3 separate regions of the Homo sapiens genome follow, and regions 1 and 2 are each linked to region 3. Evidence: read pairs that join two places in POLR2A ChIA-PET (ENCODE). Cell type or tissue: HepG2. All regions are shown on one strand. Region 1 has its middle 8.8 kb from the start of FLNB. Region 2 overlaps LOC105377104 (a long non-coding RNA gene). Region 3 overlaps FLNB (filamin B).

Region 1 (8,000 bases), 100 kb after region 3:
CACAGAAGGTTATGATTACACCAGCATCACCACAAACACAACAGTAATGTGTTGTGCTGTCTGTTGTTGACAGAAATGTCATTATGTACACATGACTATATTTGAATGCTTGTTCCCCTCATTAGTGATTAAGTGATAAGATTTGCTATTGGTCAGCTGGTAATGACTGGACAAAGCTGGACTTGAACCTGGGTCTAACTCCAAAGGCTGTATTTTGCCCAAGGGTCCCCGTGGTCTCCCCAAGCCTGGGACATGGTTTTGTCCATTCCGTGGGCCCCTGAGCAGCAGATTCACTCCAGGCAGAGTTGGTAACCTCTTCCTCCCCCACGACCAAGGCCCTCAGTTCCTCATACTTTCCTCCATTCGCACTCATCCATCAAAACTTATCAGCCAGTGTGACTCCCAGGGCCCTCCTCCCTGCTAGGTGAAATGAGCAAATGTGATCAACTCCGCCCAACAGCCACTAATGTGCTAAGGCTCCCCTCTAAGTGTCATTCAAAAAGTAAAAAGGTGCCAGGCACGGTGGCTCACACCTGTAATCCCAGCACTTTGCGAGGCCAAGGCAGGTGGATCACCTGAGGTCAGGAGTTCGAGACCAGCCTGGCCGACATGGTGAAATCCCATCTCTACTAAAAATACAAAAATTAGCCGGGCATGGTGGTGCATGCCTGTAACCCCAGCTACTCCGGAGACTGAGGCAGGAGAATCACTTGAACCCAGGAGGCTGTGGTTGCGGTGAGCCGAGACTGCGCCATCGCACCCTGGGTGGCAGAGCAAGACTCCATCTCAAAAAAAGAAAAAAAAAGTAAAAAGAAACAGGTAAAATTAATGACAATTATATACTTAACCCGATAGTAGGGTGACCAAATGACCAGGTTTGCCCAGGACTAAGGTATCTCCTGGGATGCAGACCTATCAGTGTTGCAACCAGTAAAGTCCCTGACAAACCAGAACAAGCTGATCGCCCTACCCAGAAGATCTAAAATGCTATCATTTCAAAATGCAATTGATATTTTAAAGTATTTTTATATTTTTACTTTGTTTGGGTACTGTCTTTGAAATCCAATATGTATTTCATACTTAAAAAACATCTCAGCTTAGACTGGCACATTTCAAGTGCTCAACAGCCACCTTTGGCTACTGGTGGCTTTCCTGTGGGTCAGTGCAGGAGTAGAGATAGGCTTGATGTTGAAATAAACCAGTGAATAAGTTGGCAACCCATAGTGGTCTCACCAAGATCCTAACCTTGGGACCTCCATTTCTTTCTTTCTTTTTTTTCTTTTATTTATTTATTTATTTTTTAATCTGTTTTTTTAAAACAGAATTTCACTCTTTTTGCCCAGGCTGGAGTGCAATGGCATGATCTCAGCTCACCTCCGCCTTCCAGGTTCAAGCAATTCTGCCTCAGGCCCCCCAAGTAGCTGGAATTACAGGTATGTGCCACCACACCGAGTTACTTTTTTTTTTTTTTTTTGAGACGGAATCTCTCTCAGTCCCCTAGGCTGCAGTGCAGTGGCATGATCTCCGCTCACTGCAACCACTGTCTCCTGGGTTCAAGCGATTATCCTGTCTCAGCCTCCCGAGTAGCTGGGATTACAGGCACCTGCCATCATGCCCGGCTAATTTTTGTATTTTAGTAGAGACAGGGTTTCACCCTGTTGGCTAGGCTGGTCTTGAACTCCTGACCTCACATGATCTGCCCTCCTCAGCCTACCAAAGTGCTAAGATTACAGGCATGAGCCACCGCGCCCAGCCTAATTTTGTATTTTTGGTAGAGACGGGGTTTCACCATGTTGGTCAGGCTGGTCTCGAACTCCTAACCTCAGGTGATCTACCTGCCTCGGCCTCCCAAAGTGCTGGGATTACAGGCATGAGCCACTGCACCTGGCATATTTATTTATTTATTATTTATTTTTAAGTTGCAGGGTACATATGCAGATGTGCAGGTTTGTTACATAGGTAAACATGTGCCATGATGGTTTGCTGCACCTATCAACCCATCACCTAGGTATTAAGCCCAGTATGCATTAGTTATTTTTCCTAATGCTTGGACTTCCATTTCTATATGTGAAACCCACTTGCACAATTCAGGAATCCCAGCTCTGTGAGAGGGGTCCCAGGTGAACCTTCATTCTGTGGTTTCTCAGTGTCCTGGGGTCCACTATTGTAGTCATTATATTAATGTCAGGATATTTGTAATAGTAAAAGTAGTGGTGGCCATAGTAATAGAAGCTTCCATTTCTGGAGTACTGATGTTATCTCATTTAGTCTTCACAAGAACCCTAGGAGGTGTTGTTATTATCCCCATTTTACAGGTAAGGCAACTGAGGCTGAAAGGGGTAGTCATATGCCTGAGATCACAGAGTGGCAGAGCGTGGATACTAAAAAAGTCCCCCGGGAACAGTTATGATTAACTGCAAGGACCTGGAGCTACCCAGAGTTTGTTTCCTTACAGGTAACCGCCATTGTTAACATGTCTTCCAGGAGTTTCTGATAAATGAGAAACTGGGGGCATAGCACTTAGCAAATAAGTATCAACTGAGGGAGTTAATACTGCTATTATCATGATCATCACTGCACCTTCATGACTGAACATCCAAAGAATGCAGGCTGAAGGTTCCAGATTTAGAAGCCCGCTTTCCAAAGGAAATAGAGATAGAGAGTCAGGACTTGCAAAATGAATTCATGTCCTCCCCAGGGTGGGGCCCCAGGAGTCCTCACCCCAGGGCGGGGGCCTTCTCAGTTGTAATTTTACACCAATGTCCACACCCTGCCACCAAGAAAGAGAAGCAAAATATAAAGAAGCATATTTCCTTTGCCTCCACCCTGAGAGGAAGGAGGAGCTGGTTTCTCAACAGCTCCCTAGACAGGTGGGTGTGCTCACCCCCCAGCCCCAGTCTGGCTGTGAAGGTCCTGAGACCATCTGGGTAGGGTGCTGGGAGGAAGCCCACTCAGGTGGGAAGAAGAGGAGGAGTGCTGAGAGGGCAGGCCTTCCCCACCAGGTAGCAAAAGATAATGGCATTTTGCAGTTCCAGATTCAAAATGGCGCCACCAGCCAGCCTTGACCTGAGATAAGGCAGGGGCTGCTGGCAGGCAGGCTGCTTGAAGAAGGCATGGGAGTCCGGCCGGGGGGCTCATCCTTGCAATCCCAGCCATTCGGGAGGCTGAGGTGGAAGGATTTCTTGAGCGCAGGAGTTGGAGACCAGCCTGGGCAACATAGTGAGACCCTGACTCAAAAAATAAAAAAGAAGGCACAGGCCTTCACTCCAACCCTCCCACTCTTAATCCAGCAGCCAAGGTGGAGATCAGAAGGGGCAGGGCAGAGCAATTTTCATGACAGCAATTCTCTACTGTCTGTTTATTCACACAGTGGGCTAAGTGATTGTATCTATAGTCTCTCCTTTGATCCTCACAGATGTAAGAAATGCCACACTAAGTATCTTAACATGGGTTATCTTTTTTCTTTTCTTTTTTCTTTTTTTTTTTTTTTTTTTTTTTGGAGACAGGGTCTCACTCCGTCACCAAGGCAGATTGCGAAGGTGTCATGGCAGCTCACTGCAGCCTGGACCTCCCAGGCTTAAGCGATCCTTCCACCTCAGCCTTGTGAGTAGCTGGGACCACAGGTGCACATCACCACCACGCCCAAATATTTGTATTTTTTGTAGAGATAGGGGTCTTTCCATGTTGCTCAGGCTGGTCTCAAACTCCTGGACTCAAGTGATCTGCCTGCCTCTGCCTCCCAATGTGTTGGGATTACATACGTGAGCCACCGCATCCTTTTTTAAATCTCAAGAATACTGTGTGTGTTACTGAGTGTGATACAATAGTCCCCCCTTATCTGTGACACACATGTTCTAAGACCTCCAGTGAATGCGTGAGGCTGCCCACAGTGCTGAATCCTATATTTCCCATGCTTTTTCAATCTGATAACTAAGAGGACCATGAGCAGGTGGCGTAGACAGCATGTGTACACACTGGACAAAGGGATGATTCACGTCCCAGGCAGGACAGGGTGGGACAGGGTGAGATTTTATCACGCTACTCAGAACGGTGTGCAATGTAAAACATGAATTCTTTCTGGAATTTTCCATGTTTTTTTTATTGTAGTTAGCTGTAGCAAACTGAAACCATGGAGAGTGAAACTGTGGACAAAGGAGAACTACTGTACTAACATTATCATCCCTGTAGCACAAGTTGGGAAACTGAGGCTCAAAGAGAAAGTCCCCTATGCAAGCTCCTGTGGGTATTAAGTGTCAGAATCTGAATTTGAACCCTAGTCTAACCGACTCTAGAAGCCAGCTCTGCATCTTGGAGATCTCTTCAATCCTTCAGAACACACAGCCCTAACTGCCCAAAGCACAGCTTACCTTTCTGTGGTAAGAGAATGAAGGCGGCAGCCACCCTTCACTCCACATCTGCGTGTTGTTCCTCAGCAGAGGTGGGGAATCAGGGCCTGCTAAGGGCCTCAACTTCCTCCCACTGGCCCTTCCCAGCCCAAGGTGGAACCCATGGCCAGAGCATGCCTCACACCCCACCTTAGTCTCACTAGAATCTCACATGTGCAATTTGCAAATGAGTGGGCTGTCTTCCTCCACCCAGTCTGACTTTCACTTCTTTAGAAGATTTTTGTGTGACTCTGTTTTATTTTGTTTTAACTGCAGACAAATGCCACAGAGCACTTTTCTGCTAAAGAAAACTGTCTAGCTACTGCTCACCTGGCAAAGCCAGTCTGCCTTCCAACTGGAACAGAGCTTCCCCTTTGCGAATGGCTTTACGCTGACAAAGCCCTTTTCTGTCCTTATCTCATCTACTCCTCCGCCAGCCAGAGTTAGCAGTATTATTCTCAGAGCGCCCGAGAACAGAGTGTTTATTCTTATCCCTATTATCTAAAAGAGTGGAGGCGTTTATGATCACTCATTGAATTGCTATGGAGTGGGGAGAGCTCGGAAAGGTGAAGTGACTTGCTCAAGGTCACACAGTGACAGCATCAGAACTCAACTTTTGCTTTTCTTTCTTTCTTTCTTCCTTTTCTTTCTCTCTTTCTTTCTTTGTCTCTTTCTTTCTTTTTCGTTCTTTTCCTTTCTCTTTTCTTTTCTTTCTCTTTCTCTTTCCTTCCTTTTCTTTCTCTTTTCTTTCTCTCTTTCTCTTTCTTTCTTTTCTTTCTTTCTCCTTCTTTTCTTTCTTCTTTCTTCCTCTTTCTTTCTTTCCTTTTTTTGTTGACAGGGTCTCTGTCACCCAGGTTGGAGTGCAGTGGTACGATCTTGGCTCACTGCAACCTCCACCTCGCAGGTCCAAGCAATTATCCTGCCTCAGCCTCCCAAGTAGCTGGGATTACAGGCACCCACCATCACACCTGGCTAATTTTTGTATTTTCAGTAGAGACAGGGTTTCATCATGTTGGCCAGGCTTGTCTGGAACTCCTGGCCTCAAGTGATCCACCCGCCTCGGCCTCCCAAAGTGCTGGGATTATAGGCATGAGCCACCACGCCCAGCCACCCTTTTGCTTTCTAACTCCAAAACCTATTCTGTAGCACTCCAGAATGTATCTTCAAGGAAGTTTATTGCAGCACTTTTTACAGCAAGCTAAATATCCCTCACTAGTGGACTGATAACATGTGGTCCCACTAGGGCCGGGCGAGGTGACTCACACCTGTAATCCCCGCACTTTGGGAGGCTGAGGTAGGCGGATCACTTGAGGTCAGGAGCTCAAGACCAGCCTGGCCAACATGGTGAAACCCGCCTCTACTAAAAATACAAAAATTAGCTGAGCATGATGGCAGATGCCTGTAATCCCAGCTGTTCGGGAGGCTGAGACAGGAGAATTGCTTGAATCTGGGGCAGAGGTTGCACTGAGCCAAGATAGCACCACTGTACTCCAGCCTGGGTGACAGAGCAAGACTCTGTCTCAAAAAAAAAAAATGTGGTCCCACTAGCAGCCTGGACGTCACCTGGGAGTGTGCAGAATCTCAGGTGCCACCCAGACCCACTGAATCAGGGGCTGCAGTTTAACAAGACCCCTAAGGTGATCCATGTGCTCATTCAAGTTTGAAAGGAGCTGCATTACAGTACATCCATCAGATGGGCTACTTTGGCACTTTTAAAATAATTTTTTTTTTTTTTTTTTTTTAGAGATGGGGTCTTATTATGTCACCTAGGCTGGTCTCCAACTCCTGGGTTCAAGTGATCCTCCCACCTTGGTCTCCCAAAGTGCTGAGATTACAGGGATGAACCACTGCACTCAGCTGTACTTCTTAAAAGAATGTAATGGATCTATATAGGCTTATCTGAATATTTATTGTAAAGCAGGAGGAGGGGAGAAGCAAGTTACAGACCAGCATGAATTTGTATGATTTAATTTGTGTGCACATTTTAGAAACAAAAATAGCAGTTGGGTGCAGTGGCTCACAACTGTAATCCCAGCACTTTGGGAGGCAGAGGTGGGCAGATTGTTTGAGCTCAGGAGTTCGAGGCCAGCCTGGACAATATAGCAAAATCCCATCTCTACAAAAAGTACAGGGCATGGTGGTGTGCACTTGTAGCCCCTGCTACTCAGGAGGCTGAGGTGGGAAGATGGCTTGAGCATAGGACGTGGAGATTGCAGTGAGCTGAGATGAAACCACTGCATTCCAGACTGGGTGACAGAGCCAGATCCTGTCTCAGAAAAATTAAAAGTAAAGTTAAAACAATTTAAAAAGCACTAACAGCCAAGTGTGGTGGCTCACACCTATAATCCAGTGCTTTGGGAGGCTGAGGCAGGAGGATTGTTTCAGCCCAGGAGTTTGAGACCAGCCTGGGCAACATAGCAAGACCCCCATCTCTACAACTACTTGGAAGGCTGAGAGGCTGAGGTAGGAGGATCACTGGAGCCCAGAAGTTTAAGACCAGCATGGGCAACATAGTGAGATTCTGTCTGTAAATAAAAAAAAAAAAAAAGCACTAATATATGTTAATGTATGGATTAATGTATGTTAATGTATGTATGGATTAAGTTGCTCATCAGCCGGGCAGCCTCCCAGGGAACCAGTCTAGGAGGGGAGCCAAAACAGGACTGAAAGAAATGGAAACACGGTGCCAGGTAACTCAGGTTTCCACATGAGGTGGACCTGTAACCCCCGGTGATCAGAGGTATATAGCACCCACTGGGGGAAACGAAAACACCCTCCTCCCCAGCACTAGAGTCCAGCTACAGATTCTCTCAGGACTTGTCAGGTCACGTCAGTTTAGTCTTTGGTCCAGGCTGCATGCTGCGCCCAAGACCTAGTGATTTGTTAGCGCAGCTCCTGATCCTATTCCCTTTAGGACAGCTCCGCCGGGTGCTGTGGCTCATGCCTGTAATCCTAGCACTTTGGGAGGCCGAGGAAGGTGGATCACCTGAGGTTGGGAGTTCAAGACCAGCCTGACCAACATGGAGAAACCCTGTCTCTACTAATAATACAAAATTAGCTGGGTGTGGTGGCATGCCTGTAATCCCAGCTACTCGGGAGGCTGAGTCAGGAGAATCGCTTGAACCCAGGAGGCAGAGGTTGCAGTAAACTGAGATCGTGCCATTGCACTCCAGCCTGGGCAACAAGAGTGAAACTCCTTCTCAAAAAAAAAAAAAAAAAAGGCAGCTCCAAAAAGCTGACTGGCTTGGAGAACTACAATTCCAAGACAATTCCAAATAAGTCAAAAGGCCAGCTTACATTCTGTGCCTGTAATAAATCCTTTATTTTGAAAAGAAAGAGGAATGTTATTTTTCATTAACAGAAAATTGGTTTCTCCACATTCTGCCTAAATACATTTTGAAAAACTATCTTACAAATATCAGGTTGAGGGGATGCCAACTTTTTAGGCTGCCCAGGGCACCTATATGTCTCAGTCCAGTTCTGTACATGGATAAGAAAAAAAATAAACCCTGAAAGGATTTATAGCAGTGGGCCAAGGCAATCATGATGAGGTAAAATGATAAGTTTTACTTTTTTTTTTTCAAGACAGTTTCACTCTGTCGCCCAGGCTGGAGT
Region 2 (8,000 bases), 120 kb after region 3:
AGAGACACAAAGCAGGTCCAGCCAACTCCCAGGCATTCTTCTCGTTGACCTAAGAACAAGGAGTGAGTAATTATAAGAAATCAGAGTATCCAGCCAGGCGCCGTGGCTCACGCCTGTAATCCCAGCACTTTGGGAGGCTGAGGCGGGGGGATTGCCTGGGGTCAGGAGTTCGAGACCAGCCTGGCCAATATGGTGAAACCCGTCTCTACTAAAAATACAAAAATTAGCTGGGCGTGGTGGCGCCTGTAATCCCAGCTACTCGGGAGGCTGAAGCAGGAGAATCACTTGAACCCGGGAGGCGGAGGTTGCAGTGAACCCAGATTGCGCCACTGCACTCCAGCCTGGGCGACAGAGCGACACTCTATCTCAAAAAACAAAAAACAAACAAACAAACAAAAACAGAGTATCCAAATATGACAGGGCAAGAAAGCCAGGAAAAAAAACGCCAACACCAGATGGAAAATGGCTAAGGAGGAGGAAGCAGTGGTTTGGAAGCAAGGATAGAGTTGAGTTCTGTTTGGTGGGCCCTGGGTTTGAAGACAGATAACTTCGGCTCTCTGGCCTCAGTGTCTTCATCTGTAAAATGGGACTAATAAAGGCCCTTATTTCCTGGGCTGTTGCTTTGGACTCTAGCAGCCAGCCTCTTTCCCATCTCCCCTCTCCAAGTGGAGCTGAGACCTCGCTGTTTGGGGAAATTTGGGTCAGAGAGAAGAAAACAGGGATTTGGCCTCCTGGGCCAGGTGCACAGTACCTCCGCCTTCTCTTGAAGGAACCTAGACTTCGATGCCAAGCCCTGCAAGCAGGGAGGACGAAGAAGGCATCTTCCCAAGTCAAATGAAGAATCCCCTGCAAGTCCCTATGGTCCTACAGGAAGGCGAGACACTTACCACACAATCATCCCAAAATTTACTGGGCTCAGGACAGTGCCAGAGCCCTGAATGCTCACTCAGTCACTCAATCAACATGTGTTCATTGAGTCCCTGTCTATCAGTCAGGACTCTCCTGGTTGTGAGTGGCAGAAACCCAGATAAAACTCCTAAAGCAAAAAGGGGTAGTGATTGGTTCCTGGAACCAGACAGTCCAAGGGGTGGTTCAGGCAAGTCTGGATCTAGGGCCTTGGTGACGTCATCAAGAGCTGCCCTGCTCCATCCTGGTCTCCACCTTCCTTCCTGTTGGCTTCCTTCTCAGGCAGGCTGTCCCCTCGTGGTGACAAAAATGCCCGCCATCTTCTCCAGGCCGAGCTCCTCGAGAATCCCAACAAGATCCCAACAGGGAGAGAGCACCTCTTTCCCAGAACTTCCAGCCAAAGTCCAGGGCTGATGTGAGTTGGTTCTGGTGACCATGGCTGATCCCCCAGTCAAGGAGACTTGGGCCTCTCATTGGCCAGCCCCAGATCCCAGCCTCACTCCACCACGAGGGCTGTGGCCAGCCACCTAGCTGCTGACATGGGGAGGCCATAAATGACAGATTTACTGAGCCCTTGTAAATTACTCTGTGCCAGACATTGTTCCAAGAGCCAAAGATACATATAAACCTCACAAAATCCTGTTATCTCATCAGGCAGGTGAGGTGAGATCGAGTTACTTGGTCCAAATCACACAGCTGGGAGATAGCAAGGCTGGGCCTCAAACCCAAGCACTCAGGATGCCTGTTGCTTAGTGATGTTCTCTGCCAGGCATCAGCTCCACAAGGCTGGCTTCCTCATTGCTGTTGTCTGGAATCATGCTGCACCTGACCAGGCTGTGGGGACTGGCTCCGTGGTTGTGTTAATTTGCTGTGGCTACTTTAATAAAAAAAATTACCACAAATTTCATGACATAAAAGAACACAACTAGGCCAGGCGTGGTGGCTTCAACACCTATAATCCCATCACTTTGGGAGGCCAAGGCAGGTGGATCACTTGAGGCCAGGAGTTTGAGACCAGCCTGGCCAACATAGTGAAATACTAAAAAATAGAAAAATTAGCTGGGCATGGTGGTGTGCACCTGTAGTCCCAGCTACTCAGGAGGCTGAGGCACAAGAATCACTTGAACCCAGGAGGCGGAGGTTGCAGTAAGCTGAGATCACGCCACTGCACTCTAGCCTGGGTGACAGAGCAAGACTCTATCTTGACAAAAAAAAAAAAAAAAAAAAGGACACAACTGAGTCAGATGTGGAGGTGGCTTTACACCTGTAATCCCAGCACTTTAGGAGGCAAGGCAGAAGGATCCTTTGAGCTCAGGAGTTTGAGACCAGCCCTGGCACCATAGGGAGACCCCATCTATAAAAAAAAATTAGCCGGGTGTGGTGGTGTGCACCTGTGGTCCCAGCTATTCGAGAGGCTAAGGTGCGAGGATCACTTGAGCCTGGGAGGTAGTGGCTTCAGGGAGCCAAAATGGACCCACTCACTCCAGTCTGGGTGACAGAGCAAGACCCTGTCTCAAAACAAACAAACAAGAAAACACAACTGTATTCTCTTATCATTCTGGAGGCCAGAAGTCAGCAATCAGTTTCACTAGGCTAAAGTCAAGGCGTCAGCAGGGCTGGCTCCTTCTGGAGGCTCCAGGGGCTATCCTTGCCTTTACCTGCTTCCAAAAGCCACATACACCTCTTGGCTCATGGCCCTTGCTTCCATCTCCAAAGCCAGCAGGGTAGCATCTTCAAATCTCTTTCTCTCTGGTCTTCTGCTTTGTCATCCTATCTTCTTTTGTCTGAAAGACAGACAGGAGGAGGAGATCCTCTTACAGAGCCTGCTGTGATTACATGGGGCCCATCTGGATAATCCAGGATACTCTCCTCATCTCAAGGGCCCTAACTGAATCACATCTGTGAAGTCTCTTTTTTGCCATGTAAGGTCACATTTACAGGTTACAGGGATTAGGACTTGGATACCTTGAGGGGCCAATATTTTGCTTACCACAGTGGCAGAGTATGTGGGCTCTGAGCCTGGAGATGGCTCTTGAATCTGGGTAGCTCAGCCTCTAAATTGCTGTGTCACCAAGTGATTTAACCTCCCTGTGCCCCAGAGTGCAGAGATCAAGAGGTGTGGGAGCCCAGCATTTTGAGGAAATGAAAGCAATTCAGGCTGATGGAGGATGGGTGGAGTGGAAGAGGCCTTTGGCCTCAAGCCCATGCTCTGAGTCAGTTTCCACGTCTGTACAACGGAAATGATAACGGTCTCTTCTTCATAGTGCTGGCTGTCATAGGATTAAATGAGTTAAGACTTGTGAAATGCTGAGCACGATGCTTAGCACAGAGACGGTGCTCAATAAATGTTGGCAACTTGATATTGTCTTAGTTTGGGTTTCCTCAAAAGCAGACCCAAGTCCAGGATTCACATAGGAGTTATTCATTTGGGAAATGATTCCAAGAAGTGCTGGCAAGGGAGGTGGGAGGTGAGGCTGGAAAGACAGGAAGCCCACAAAAGGTGCATTCATGAGTGGGCTGCTCCTGCGAGCAGCTGGAGCTCCATCCTGCAGGGGAACCTAAGGGCCAGGTAGAGTGTACCCTCCAAGGCATCTGAAGGGCTGGGGCCTGCATTTACCAGTAGTCATTGGTTGAGGGCTTACTGAGGAGGGGCTGTTAACTCACCACCCTCCGGCCGACCATGTGTGCAAGCACAGCCAGCTCCTGTGATCAGAAAAAGTCACGGCTGCATGGCCAGATGTGGTGGCTCAGGCCTGTAATCCCAGCATTTTGGGAGGCCAAGATGGGTGGATCTCTTGAGGCCAGGAGTTTGAGACCAGCCTGGGCAACATGGTGAAACCCCCTCTCTACGAAAAATACAAAAATGAGCTGGGTGTGGTGGCGTGCTCCTGTAGTCCCAGCTACTTGGGGTGCTGAGGCAGGAGGATCGCTTGAGCCTTGGAGGTCGAGGATACAGTGAGCCATGTTCCTGCCACTGCATTCCAGCCTGGGTGACAAAGCAAGACCCTGTCTCGAGAAAGAAAGAAAAGAGAGAGAGAGAGCGAGAAAGAAAGAGAGGAGAGAAGAAAGAAAGAAGGAAGGAAGGAAGGAAAGAGAAAAAAATCAAAGAAAAGGAAAGGAAAGAAAAAAGAAAAGAAAAGAAAAAAGTCATGGCTGCTGGCGGCTAAGGTGAGTGGTGTAGGCTGAAGGGGCATGGTGGGGGGCATTGAGTGTGCTGCATACATCACACAGGACCATCCCCACCCAGGAGCCTTGATCGTTGGGACCAGGATCTGGTGACTATAAATAAAGGGACATGCGCAGAAGAGTCTGGCTCCTTCTGTCTTGGAAATGGGGCCTGAGCCTTCTGAACAGTTGGGAGAGGTTTTAAACCAGTTTCATTTCCTTTTTCCAAGATGTAGCTGTTGTCTAGGGCAGGCCGAAGTGGGGGTGTTAACAGATTTAACAGAGTCCCACTGGTCCTGGTGAGGTTTTCATGGCAGGTGGCTGGGAGGCCGGCTCTGTAGTCCAGCACCTCAGGGCCTGAGAGGAAAATGGTGTCTGTGGACAAATGCTGGGAACACCAGTCACATCTCTGCTTTGTCCAGGGAAGCAGAGGGGCCATGAAGGGCCATGGAGGGCAAGTGATGAAGGGCAGGAAGGAAGACGACCTTTTAAAAGAACACAGGCGGCTGGGCGCAGTAGCTCACGCCTATAATCCCAACACTTTGGGAGGTCGAGGCAGGCGGATCACGAGGTCAAGAGATTGCGACCATCTTGGCCAACATGGTGAAACCCCGTCTCTACTAAAAAAAAAAAAAAAAAAGTGGCCGGGCACGGTGGCTCACCCCTGTAATCCCAGCACTTTGGGAGGCCGAGATGAGCTGATCACGAGGTTAGGAGATCAAGACCATCCTGGCTAACACGGTGAAACCTCGTCTCTACTAAAAATACAAAAAAAAAAAAAATTAGCTGGGTGTAGCGGCGGGCACCTGTAGTCCCAGTTACTTGGGAGGCTGAGGCAGGAGAATGGTGTGAACCCGGGAGGCGGAGCTTGCAGTGAGCCGAGATCACACCACTGCACTCCAGCCTGGCAACAGAGTGAGACTCCATCTCAAAAAATAATAATAAATAAAAATAAATAAATAAATAAAAGAACACAGGCCAAGAGACTGTAGTCCTGGGTGGAGAGCAGGGCTGTTGTGGCTTTCTGAGATATTTTGGGCATGAATAATGCTCGGACTGTAGGGTGGACACAAAAAGGGAAGTGGGGAGAGGTCCTCAGAGACAGGGAAAGGTCAGCTACCCTGCACAGCCAAAACCTGAAGAGGCCTTACCCACGTCTCCCTGCAGCAGAGAGGCAAAGGTCGCTTCTGGTTCAGGAAACCTGCAGGGGCCCCGGGCCCACGGGAACAGGGTTGGTTTGGACATGAGGACAGAACTCTGGGGTAGTGCACCCCGCAGCCACCCTGCACCCCCAGCGCTTCCCAGTCCTCGCTCTGCTCTACACCCTGGCGGAATGCTGCTGACAGGATGTGGCCAGAGCTTAGAGCCTGAGATTTGGGACAGACCTTGACTTCATTTGAAGTTCCCAAAACATGTCTTCCTGGAGGGGCTCCTTCAACCCTGGGACCTCCCTGCCCCCATGATCAGTACACATGACTTCATCTGTCCTATGTGGTGCAGAGGAGGAGAATTCAGTGTCACCTGCCAGTCTCCCTGATCCAGGGGATCCTATGGTCAAGAGCCCATCAGCCTACGTTCTGGTCCCAGATCTGCTAGCTGTGTGATTTTTTTGTTTTGTTTTTTTTGATACAGAGTCTCACTGTGTCGCCCAGGCTGGAGTGCAGTGCAACAATCTTGGCTCACTGCAGCCTTTGCTTCCTAGGTTCAAGCGATTCTCATGCCTTATCCACTGGAGTAGCTGGGATTACAGGTGCCTGACATCGCTCCCAGCTAATTTTTTTTTTTTTTTTTTTTGAGATGGAGTTTCACTCTTATTGCCCAGGCTGGAGTGCAACGGCGTGATATCGGCTCACTGCAACCTCCACCTCCCGGGTTCAAGAAATTCTCCTGCCACAGCCTCCCAAGTAACTGGAATTACAAGCATGCGCCACCACACCCGGCTAATTTTGTATTTTTAGTAGAGATGGGGTTTCACCATGTTGGTCAGGCTGGTTTTGAACTCCTAACCTCAGGTGGTCCGCCCTCCTCGGCCTCCCAAAGTTTGGGATTACAGATGAGCCAGTGCGCCCGGCCTAGCTGTGTGCCTTTGCAAGTTATCTAACCCCTCTGAGCCTCCACCATCTTCCTCTCATTAAACGGGCTGATCATAATGGTACCCACCTGATGAAATTGTAAGGCCCAAATAAGTTTCTGCAAAGCACTCACACAGTGCCTGGCACACAGGAAACCACCAACTTCTCTATCCAGTATGTGTTATGCCATTCATCCTGATAATAGCCCAACTGCATGCACCTTGTACCCTGTATGGTCCCCATCAGAGCAAATCATCCTGCTGTGACAGATTACAACATTCTGGTAACTTCTCAGACTCTTCCCTTGAAACTCCCTGTGCCAGGCACTCTTACTGCTCTGCTGTTGTTTTAGAGCACATGGGTGCTCTAAAAATATTCATGTTGAAAGAACTCTTGTTTGACGGACCATGAAGCTGTGGGTGGAGGGTTTCAGGGACATATACATGGTTCCTAGCAATGGGCAGGGGGCATTCAATATGCAGAGTCTAGCCCATGCTGCTATGTCATTTTTTTTTTTCTTTTTTTTAAGACAGAGTCTCACTCTGTTACCCAGGCTGGAGTGCAGTGGTGCGATCTCGGCTCACTGCAACCTCCACCTCTCGGGTTCAAGTGATTCTCCTGCCTCAGCCTCCTGAGTAGCTGGGACTACAGGCGCGTGCCACCACACTCGGCTAATTTTTTGTATTTTTAGTAGAGACTGGGTTTCACCGTGTTAGACAGGAAGGTCTCGATCTCTTGACCTCGTGATCCGCCCGCCTTGGCCTCCCAAAGTGCTGGGATTACAGGCGTGAGCCACCACGCCCAGCCGCTACTATGTCTTATCTGCAATGTTTGAGTGCCTTCTGTACATCAGGCCTTGGGCTGAGCACCGGGGAGACACACAAAAAAACAAGGAAACTCTCAGCTTTGTCTTTGAGGCGCTCAATTTTGCAGGGAGGATAAATTCACAAATGTCTGGAAGACACCAGGCATTCTACACAGGGGCCTTGTGGCCCTATGTCCTGGCACATGGTGCTCAAGAAATATTCATTAAATCAGGTAGGGTGCAATGGCTCAAGCCCGTAGCCAGCACTTTGGGAGGCCGAGGCAGGCAGATCACGAAGTCAGGAGTTTGAGACCAAACTGGCCAACATAGTGAAACTCCCCCCTCTACCAAAAATACAAAAATTAGCCAGGCATGGTGGCGGGCGCCTGTAGTCCCAGCTACTTGGGAGGCTGAGGCAGGAGAATCGCTCAAACCCGGGAGGCGGAGGTTGCAGTGAACTGAGATCGCACGACTGTACTCCAGCCTGGGCTACAGAGTAAGACTCCGTCTCAAAAAAAAAAAAAAAAAAAAATAGAGATGGGGTCTCACTCTGTTGCCTAGACTGGTCAGAACCCCTGGGCTCAAGTGATCTTCCCATCTCAGCCTCCCAAAGTGCTGGGATTATAGGCATGAGCCACCATACCCAGCCTGCATCCTATCTTTAGAAAAGGCATGATAGGCCAGGCACAGTGGCTCATGCCTATAATCTCAGCACTTTGGGAGGCCGAGGCGGGCGGATCACGAGGTCAGGAGTTTGAGACCAGCCTTGCCAACAAGGTGAAACCGTCTCTACTAAAAATACAAAAATTAGCCAGGCGTGGTGGTGCATACCTGTAATCCCAGCTACTTGGGAGGCTGAGGCATGAGAATCGCTTGAACCTGGGAGGCAGGGGTTGCAGTGAGCCAAGATCATGCCACTGCACTCCAGTCTAGGCGACAGAGTGAGACTCCATCTCGAAAAAAAAATACTTTTTTTTTTTAAAGGGCATGATAATTATCTTGCTCAAAAGGCTACTATGGAGATGAAATGAAATCGTGACTGCCAGGCACCA
Region 3 (8,000 bases):
GTGGCTGGGTGGATGAAGGCCATGTACGGGCTGTCCTTGATGTCTTCGTCGTCACACATGATGTGAACAGCATATTCGCCAGGCTCCTTGGGCCAGTATTTGACATCACACGATCCATCATTCTGGTCGTTGTACTCAATCTTTGCCTGAGAGGGGCCTTCAATGGCAAACCCTAGGGGGTGGAGGTGGAAGGGTCTCCCTGGTTATATGGTGGAAAGCACCTATTCTATGTTACGACAGCTCATTCCCGCTGCCTCCCTAAAAGCCAAGTGTTGGCCAGAAGATTGAAATCTGTTTGTATCCCTTTCTTCCAAAACCAAGCTCATTAAGTCTTCAGTAGAGATGGAAGGGGTGGAAAATATATATATATTTTTTTTTTTTCAAATGTAGGCCTGGGCTGGGTGTGGTGGCTCACACCTGTCATCCCAGCACTTTGGGAGGGCCGAGGCAGGTGGATCACTTGAGGCCAGGAGGATATATATATATATATATATATATAGTATTAAATACATTATATGTATTTTATCATCATCCAACAGGGGAAGTCCAACCAGCAAACCCTTCTGTTGGAGATGTGGCAACATGTGGCAAAAGCCTTGAACCAACACCCACTCTTAGCACCACCAAATCCACTTCTGGGTTTTTATCTGAAGGCAATTACCAAGGATACACAGTCAGCACTGTTTTTATAGCAAAACCCTGGAAATAACTGAAGAGCCTGACAATGGATAGAGCCATACAATGGAATTCCATGGAAGCTATGGAAAATGAAGGCATACCCTATATTTACGCATAAAGATATAAAGACTTGTCTAAGATATTTTCTGTACCAAATCAATATTTGCATGCATATATAGAGAAAAAAGTCTAGAAGGATACACTAAAAGACTTAATATTATCTCTAGACTAAGAATATACAAGACGATTCATATCATCTCTCTAGAAGGGAAAATTAAATGTGATTTCTTATTTTTCTCTTTTGCTTATTGCTATTACCTAAAACGGGTTGCTAAACGACAGTCTGAAGGCCACATCTGGCCCATTGCTTACTTTTGCAAATAAAGTTTTACTGGAACATGGCCACACACGTTTGTTTACGTATTCCTATAGCTGCTTTCAGGCTACAACGGCAGAGTCAAATAACTGTGACAGAGACCATAAGGCCCACAGGTGGAAAATATTTGCCATCTGGCCTTTTATAGAAAAAGCTGGCTGACTCCTGATATAAAATGATCATATATACATTAGACATGTATTTAAAATATACTTCAGCTGTGCTCCAAAGGAAATATTTATCTTCCAAATCCAAATTTCAGCAAAATTCATTCATTCATTCATCTAAACTATAAAGGTCAGTCAACACTATTTGCTAAGTGTTTACTACGTTCCAAGCATTGTTTTAGGCACAATACCCACATAAGGTTTCTGCCCTCAAGGTCTCCTGAATGAATCAATGCTGGTATCAGAGGCAACTGCAAATGTACAGCAGCACGCAGAGATGGCTTAGGGTGGCCAGGAGGCCAGGAAGCTAAAGGTATTGAGGCTAGGCAAGGCCCCAACATCCAGCCTGACACAGCCCGGAAGCCCTGTAATCCTCAGTCCTCCAGAAGATGCTGGTCAGCTGTGTCCACTTACCCAGAGACCCCACTTCAGAGCCAATGGATTCTACCACGAAGTCCGCTGACCGCCCGACAATCCCACCATGGAGCCCAGGGCCCCAAGCACGGACTTTCTGCATACCCGCTTCAGGGCCAACTTGAACTTCAAAGGGGCTACAGGGAAAGGAATAGAAGAAGCATCAAAGAAGAGTAAAGTAAGGTGTCACTATAGCCATAAGCTGCAGTTCCTTTGCACATTCTTTCCACTTGCCTGATCCTTTCATCTGGCATCCCAAACTGCAGCCAAGCCCTTCCTCCTGCAGGCCTCTCACCCATAGCTACTGTTATGTCAACAATATAATGTAATGTGACTGCTTCTGGGAGCTCAGGTGGCCACTGGGTTGGCACTCAAGCCACGCTGCTTTGCACCAGCCTCCTGGCCCTTTACCTTTGTGTGCAGGCCTCCCCAGACTATGACCCTGGAAAGTGAGAGAGTCCACACACTATATCCTGCTTATGCTATAACCAGAAAACTTGGTTGAATGGGCTTTATCTCATACATGAATGAATGTGCTGTAACCTTGGCATGGGAGGCTTAAAAAAAAAAGCGTGGTAGGTATTCGGAACCCAATAATGCCCAAATATTTCTCAAGGCTAACTGAATTTATTCGGAGTTTAAAGTTGCACCTCCAGGGGAGCTGGAAAACACAGAACGCAGAGGGGCAAGTGCAATGCCCACAAGGCAAAGCTGTAGACTGCGTCCCTTGGCCCCTGACAGCACTCACGTAGACGGTCTTAATGTAAACCACAGCAGATTCTGCCCCGTGGCATTCATGAACAAAGGAGTTCATTGAAAAAGAGAATCTCAGTTTATATGCGGGCATCTAGACACACAGCCCATTTGCTCTAACTGCTCCTTCTGCCTCCCCTGCCTCCCACCAGCCCCTAACCACCAGCATTTGATTTAAAGCAAGTCAGCTAAAACCACAGCAACTTTCTGCTGCTTTTGAGAACAGGCCAAATGTCTGTGCTGCTCCGAAAAAAAAAAAAAAAAAGTTTTCAACAAAGCAGATCTCTTTCCCTCCTGCAGCCCGGGAAGCAACTACCCATGAGTCCGCCCTGGGCCGAGCACCCTCCAGAGAAGACCCCTCTGCAGCAGGAGCCTCACCTCTTTGGAATGTGGTGTCCCCCCCATGTGATGGCAATGCTGTATCTCCCCGGGGTGCTGGGGTAATACTCGAATGCGTAGACCCCATCCAGAAAGTCTTTCTGCTTCACCAGCTCCTCCAGACCCTCTGTGGGAAGGAAGGAGATAATCTTTCCAACACAATCCTAGGCCCAAAATGAGAATCAAAAGGACAAGAACAGAGAGGCAGCCACACTGAACAAAACATAAACCATACATAAAAACCAAGTGGGCTGCCCCAGAGTATGGGACCTCTCCCCTCAAAGCCTGGGAGATTATTTCAAAGCTAAAAACACAGCCATCTCTGCTTCAAGGTATGAGGAAATGGAGGATTTCCCAGCTAATTGGCTTTAGAAATCTTGCTTGGCTACGAGGGGCCCTGAGGTCCTGAACTCCCTGGGCCTGCATAAAGATAAATCCAGTCACATTTCAGTATTTCCCAATAATCATAGCTACCCTTCCTAGTCCCCCACAAAAACTGGGGAAGAAGTAAACCTTTAGAAGTATTTGGTATGAGTTTTAGGTTCAGTGTTCCAGCGTATACTTTTCCATCTAAAGCTGGACAACAAAAGCAAGAAAGTCCTCAGACGCTATCTGCAAGAGGACAGGTTTTAGATGTGACGCTGCAAACTCCAAACCCAGCCATCAGGCAGGAACTTGTTTTGTGTTGAGCCCTGAGGTTTGGCCAGGAAAGCCGTTGAGTCAAGCAAGTATTCAAGGTCAGGAGAAAACACACACGTACGCACACATACGCAGAGGCATGCACGCGCGTGCACACACACACACACACACACACACACACCCTCCTTGGCTCCTGTTGGAATAATCTGGGAGGGAAGACAGTCCCCAAGCAGCTTGACTCCAGGTCTGGGCAGTCTAGAACCTCGGCTACCCTCAGGGCACAGCCTGACCCAAAGCCTGGTGCTGTGAAGTCAAATATTAACTTTCTGGAGCTCAGAATGCTCCTGCCCCAGCCTGTTGGGAACACAGAAGGTAAGAGCAATCCTGGTACAGGAAGCTCAAGATTCCACAGGCATGGGAGTAAAACCACCAAAGGCTGCTACACCCGAGACTAGAAGTGCTGAAATGCTTCTCTGTTCCAACGAAAAAAGTGAAGACACCCATCCCCACATCTGCTGTCTCCTTCCCCAAAAGAGGGAGAGAGAATGGGTTGCAGGGTTTAACCTGTACCTCCACAAATGGCATTTATCTACAAAGAAAACTTAATCTTAGGGAATTTTATTCTCCTTCTATAAGCACTGATCATAGTAATTAAGTACTTGACATAATTTCATACTCTATAAAATGTAACCTGTAGTGGGAAAATCACTGGCTTTGGAGACTGTGCTTGAATTCCAGCTCAGATGATTACAAACGCTGTATGACCTTAGGCAAGAGCCTTCCTCTCTGAGCCCAGATGTCTAAAATAAAAAATGAGCCACTTGTTCCAACAGCAGCATTTCCCCAACTCCTTTACATCACTGCTTTTTCTACTCCCAGAAGTCTTGATGTAATGTAAAGCTGTCAAGCCACCCACTGGCCGCATCCAGGGCAGACATTACTAATCAATCACTGCCGTCTTCCCCAAGGAGCCCAGATAGCCTCAAATCCTTGACATAGCCTTCTGGGATTATTGAGGACAACTGGCCGTGGGATGAAATCCATATGCCATGGCTGCAAAGTTAGCCAAAACCACACCTGAGATAGAGAAACAAAGGAACACTTACTAGGACCCTTCATGGTTACACCGAGCTCCCCACTTCCTGCAGCTTTGGTGTCAACCTTGAAATCTGTGGTCTCCCGGATACGGACGCCTTTGGGTTGTAGGCCTCGGCCACTGGCCCGGCAGGCATTTGGATTGCAGGCTGCAAGCACAGTTTTGACATCAATTCAATCTTTCATTCTTTAGTCAGAGTCGTGAAAGCCAAGGTAACCTGGAGCCACCCGCCAAGAAAATATTTGCTTTGCACAAATAGTATGCAGTAGTTGCCCAAGACCAGGGGTCCCACTCAGGGAGCACACCAGGCTAGCAAATACAGACACAATATAACTTTGTCCAGTGACACCACAGAAGGACTGGAGAAAAGTGACTTTGGCAAAGAAAACAGGAGAGCACAGCAAATCCATGCTGTGCTCCTGCTTCCAGCATTTAACCTTTCATTTGTGAAAGGGAGTTAAGGCCGAGTGCTGGACATTATTCAAACCTCACTGCCATACTCAAGGGCTCAGTAATTGGATAGACTGGACTTTTTCAAGTCTTCTTGGAAAATGCAGTACTTGAAAATGCCTGTCTGGGTTCCAAAACCTGGGTCAGCCATTTTTAAGTGTCTAAATGTTGTTGTCTTCCGCCTGAACAACCAGGCAAAAACAACCAACACAGCTTGGAAAGAGACCAGTTCAGCCCCACCTTGGCTGAGGCAGACCAATCTTTTCGTGCTGTCTGTTACAAGGCCTTCAGAATGTGGGTGGCTATAAAGGCAATAATTAGCAGTAAACACCATTGCTGATTTCATTTCCGGGTCTAGCTTGAAAACCTAGAGTTGTAAGTCTAAAAGTTAAGGGCGAAGATAGCTTCCAATATGCCTTACTTGAAATGTCCACAGAACTACTGTTCCATGGTATCTAGAGGTTGATAAAAGATACCTTTATGCCCTAGAATAAATCTTCTGCCCAGCACGGACAACCTTTTCAGTAAATAGAAACGGGAGACTAGTGGGGAAAATGTCATGTTATTAAGTGGCTTTTCCTTTCCAAATCTAACACTGAAAATTTGACAAATCTCTATACAGGAAGGTCACAGACTCCAGAAGACGGGACTCTACTCCACAGACGGAAGGTAATTCCTCCTCTGGTTCCTCCTTCCTGCAATGGCCTTAGCTGGCTATTTGGCAAACAACTGCTTCCCAAAGAGTCATACACATACCCTTGGAGTTAGAGATGATTTTAGATGGTTTATGGATGAACATAAGCTTACGGTGGCACTTTATGGCAAGTGACTTTGGTTTTCCATTGTGAAAGTGATATAAAGTTTCTTTTAACATAAAATAATTTACATCTGTAAACCCAGCACTTTGGGAGGCTGAGGCGGGGAGATTGCTTGAGTCCAGGGGTTTAAGACCAGTCTGGACAACAGAGTGAGACCCCACCTCTACAAAAAAAAGAAAAATTAGGTCAGGCATGGTGGCTTATGCCTGTAAACCCAGCATTTTGGGAGGCCGAGGCAGGTGGATCACTTGACATCAGGAGTTCGAGACCAGCCTGGCCAACATAGTGAAACCCTGTGTCTGCTAAAAGTACAAAAAAACTTAGCCAGGCGTGGTGGTGTGCACCTGTAGTCCCAGCTACTCAGGTGGCTGAGGCAAGAATCACTTGAACCAGGGAAGCAGAAGCTGCAGTGAGCCAAGATCACACCACCACACTCCAGCATGGGTGAGAGAGTGAGACTCTGTCTCAAAACAAAACAAAACAAAAAAAAAAAGAAAAAGAAAAAGAAAAAAAAAGGGTAAAAAATGTAACCAGGCATGGTGGCGCACATCTACAGTCTTAGCTACTCAAGAGGCTGAAGTGGGAGGATCATTTGAGCCTGGGAGGTCGAGGCTACAAGTGAGCCATGATGGTACCACTGCACTCCAGCCCAAAAGACAGAGTGAGACCCTGTATCCTTCCCACCGCGCCCCTGCAAATATATATATATTTTTTTTTTACATATGTAAAATCATTTAGGTGGGAGAGAGGATGTTAGTAAATTAAAAGAAAAAGGTTATTCATTAAATGCTAAATAGTATAGGATGTACAGGCCAGAAAAGAAAAAGGAAGTCCACGAGTGAGGAAAGGTTGGAAAACAATAGTAGAATTAGGAAAGCTATTCAAAATGCTCTCTTATGTAAAAAAGAGCTTTGCTTAGGAATATGTTAGAATTTTTTTTGCCTGTTTTTTCTTTGTCAAGGGGAGAAAAGTTGGTCATACCAGAAGTCAGTCACAATACAATGACAGGACTTCCTCGGAGGGCTTTAATGTGTCTTAAGAAACACACACACACTCATGGAAATTATGAACATGTGCAACAGTCTCAACATCAAAAGAGTAATTGCTGAGTTCATATAAACATTAAATGGGGCTAGAGTCTGAAGGGCACCACCAGCTCCTTCACCATCTAAAAAAGCCCTAGATGTGTTTAAAGGCAATTAGACAGTGGGTTTGGGTTCCGGCTGGACAGGCTGTAATAATAACACCTGCACAGAGTTTCCTAAAATCACACAGAACACGGGCCCAGCTAACATTCACAAGCAGCACAAAGAACTGGCAAGGAAGTCCCACCCAACCAGCCCTTACCAAGCAAGAGGCCTCTGGCCCAGTGGTCTCAACTAGGAAGCCAACAGCTTCAGGGTCCAGGCTGGCCCAGAGGTAGGATTCGGAAGAGGAAGCCACGTCTGCAGACGCAGATTCAGAGGACAGAACAGGGAAAGGCAAGTGTGGGTTAGAAAAGGTAGTACAGTTGGAAAACAAAACAAAACAAAACAAAACAGAAAAAAAGGGGCAACAAAGTCAGAGGGAGAGAGTCTAACATTTGAGAAAAATGCGTACCCCCAGCGCCAGAGGGAGTTTAGCAGAGTAGTTAAGGGTAAGGCCAACAGAGTCTGTGGTTCTAGCCCTGCTGATGCCTTGTAGTACTGATACCTAACGCTATCTAAGCCTCAGCATCTCCACCTGCAAGCTAGGGATAATAATAGCACCTGCAACACACAGGCTGGTGCAATGATTAGATGCAGTCATGGTAAGTGCCTGGGCCAGTAAAGGCCAAGCAATGGAGGCTGCAGGGCCCATGTTGCTGCTGCTAACTTCAGTTATGCTACCGAGTCCTCCCACTGCCTCAGTCCCACCTCCCTCCATGAGGATAATTACTCTCCTGTACATGTGTTTTGGAGAGAAGTAAATGAGTTAATATAAGCAAAGCATTTAGGTCTCTGCGTGGCTCATAGAAGATATTAATATTAATATATTGAGGACAAAGTAAGCCACTTACTGCTGAAGTAGCCCTGGCAGAAAAGGGATAGGCATAAGGTCAATGTTGGGCCCTGACTGTTTTCCTGGCCTCCCTGCCCAGCTGTGCAGTCAGCTTCCCTATGAGAAGCACATGTGGCCAGCAGCCCAGCACTCACCTTCCCCAACCTGCACAACGAAGGGACTCTTAGGAATAGTGTCCCCAGCAAAGAAGA

Evidence for each region. Peaks named below come from ENCODE experiments on the same cell type or tissue, not always from the same donor. Only the 100,000 strongest peaks of a DNase experiment are listed, where the experiment ranks them.
Region 1: POLR2A ChIA-PET joins it to region 3 with 5 read pairs; 11 of 35 experiments call an interaction of 5 or more read pairs at or near these places.
Region 2: POLR2A ChIA-PET joins it to region 3 with 6 read pairs; 5 of 35 experiments call an interaction of 5 or more read pairs at or near these places.

The regions. Positions count from the first base shown.
Region 1 is chr3:57,995,601-58,003,600 of GRCh38, reverse strand. No RefSeq gene overlaps it. Among named protein-coding and RNA genes, the nearest start is that of FLNB, 8.8 kb to the left of the region's middle. RefSeq lists an enhancer at 5,209-5,784. In HepG2, no CTCF peak of the experiment used is centred here; DNase peaks (open chromatin) are centred at 3,970 and 4,840; H3K4me3 peaks cover 615 bases.
Region 2 is chr3:57,979,035-57,987,034 of GRCh38, reverse strand. LOC105377104 (a long non-coding RNA gene) reads right to left here. Exons shown (of 4, transcript XR_940874.3): 3 at 2,565-2,690; 4 at 407-1,780. Among named protein-coding and RNA genes, the nearest start is that of FLNB, 25 kb to the left of the region's middle. In HepG2, no CTCF peak of the experiment used is centred here; a DNase peak (open chromatin) is centred at 3,044.
Region 3 is chr3:58,098,852-58,106,851 of GRCh38, reverse strand. FLNB (filamin B) reads right to left here. Exons shown (of 46, transcript NM_001457.4): 8 at 7,944-8,000; 9 at 4,512-4,649; 10 at 2,767-2,893; 11 at 1,636-1,772; 12 at 1-172. Among named protein-coding and RNA genes, the nearest start is that of FLNB-AS1, 68 kb to the left of the region's middle. In HepG2, no CTCF peak of the experiment used is centred here; DNase peaks (open chromatin) are centred at 3,741 and 4,751.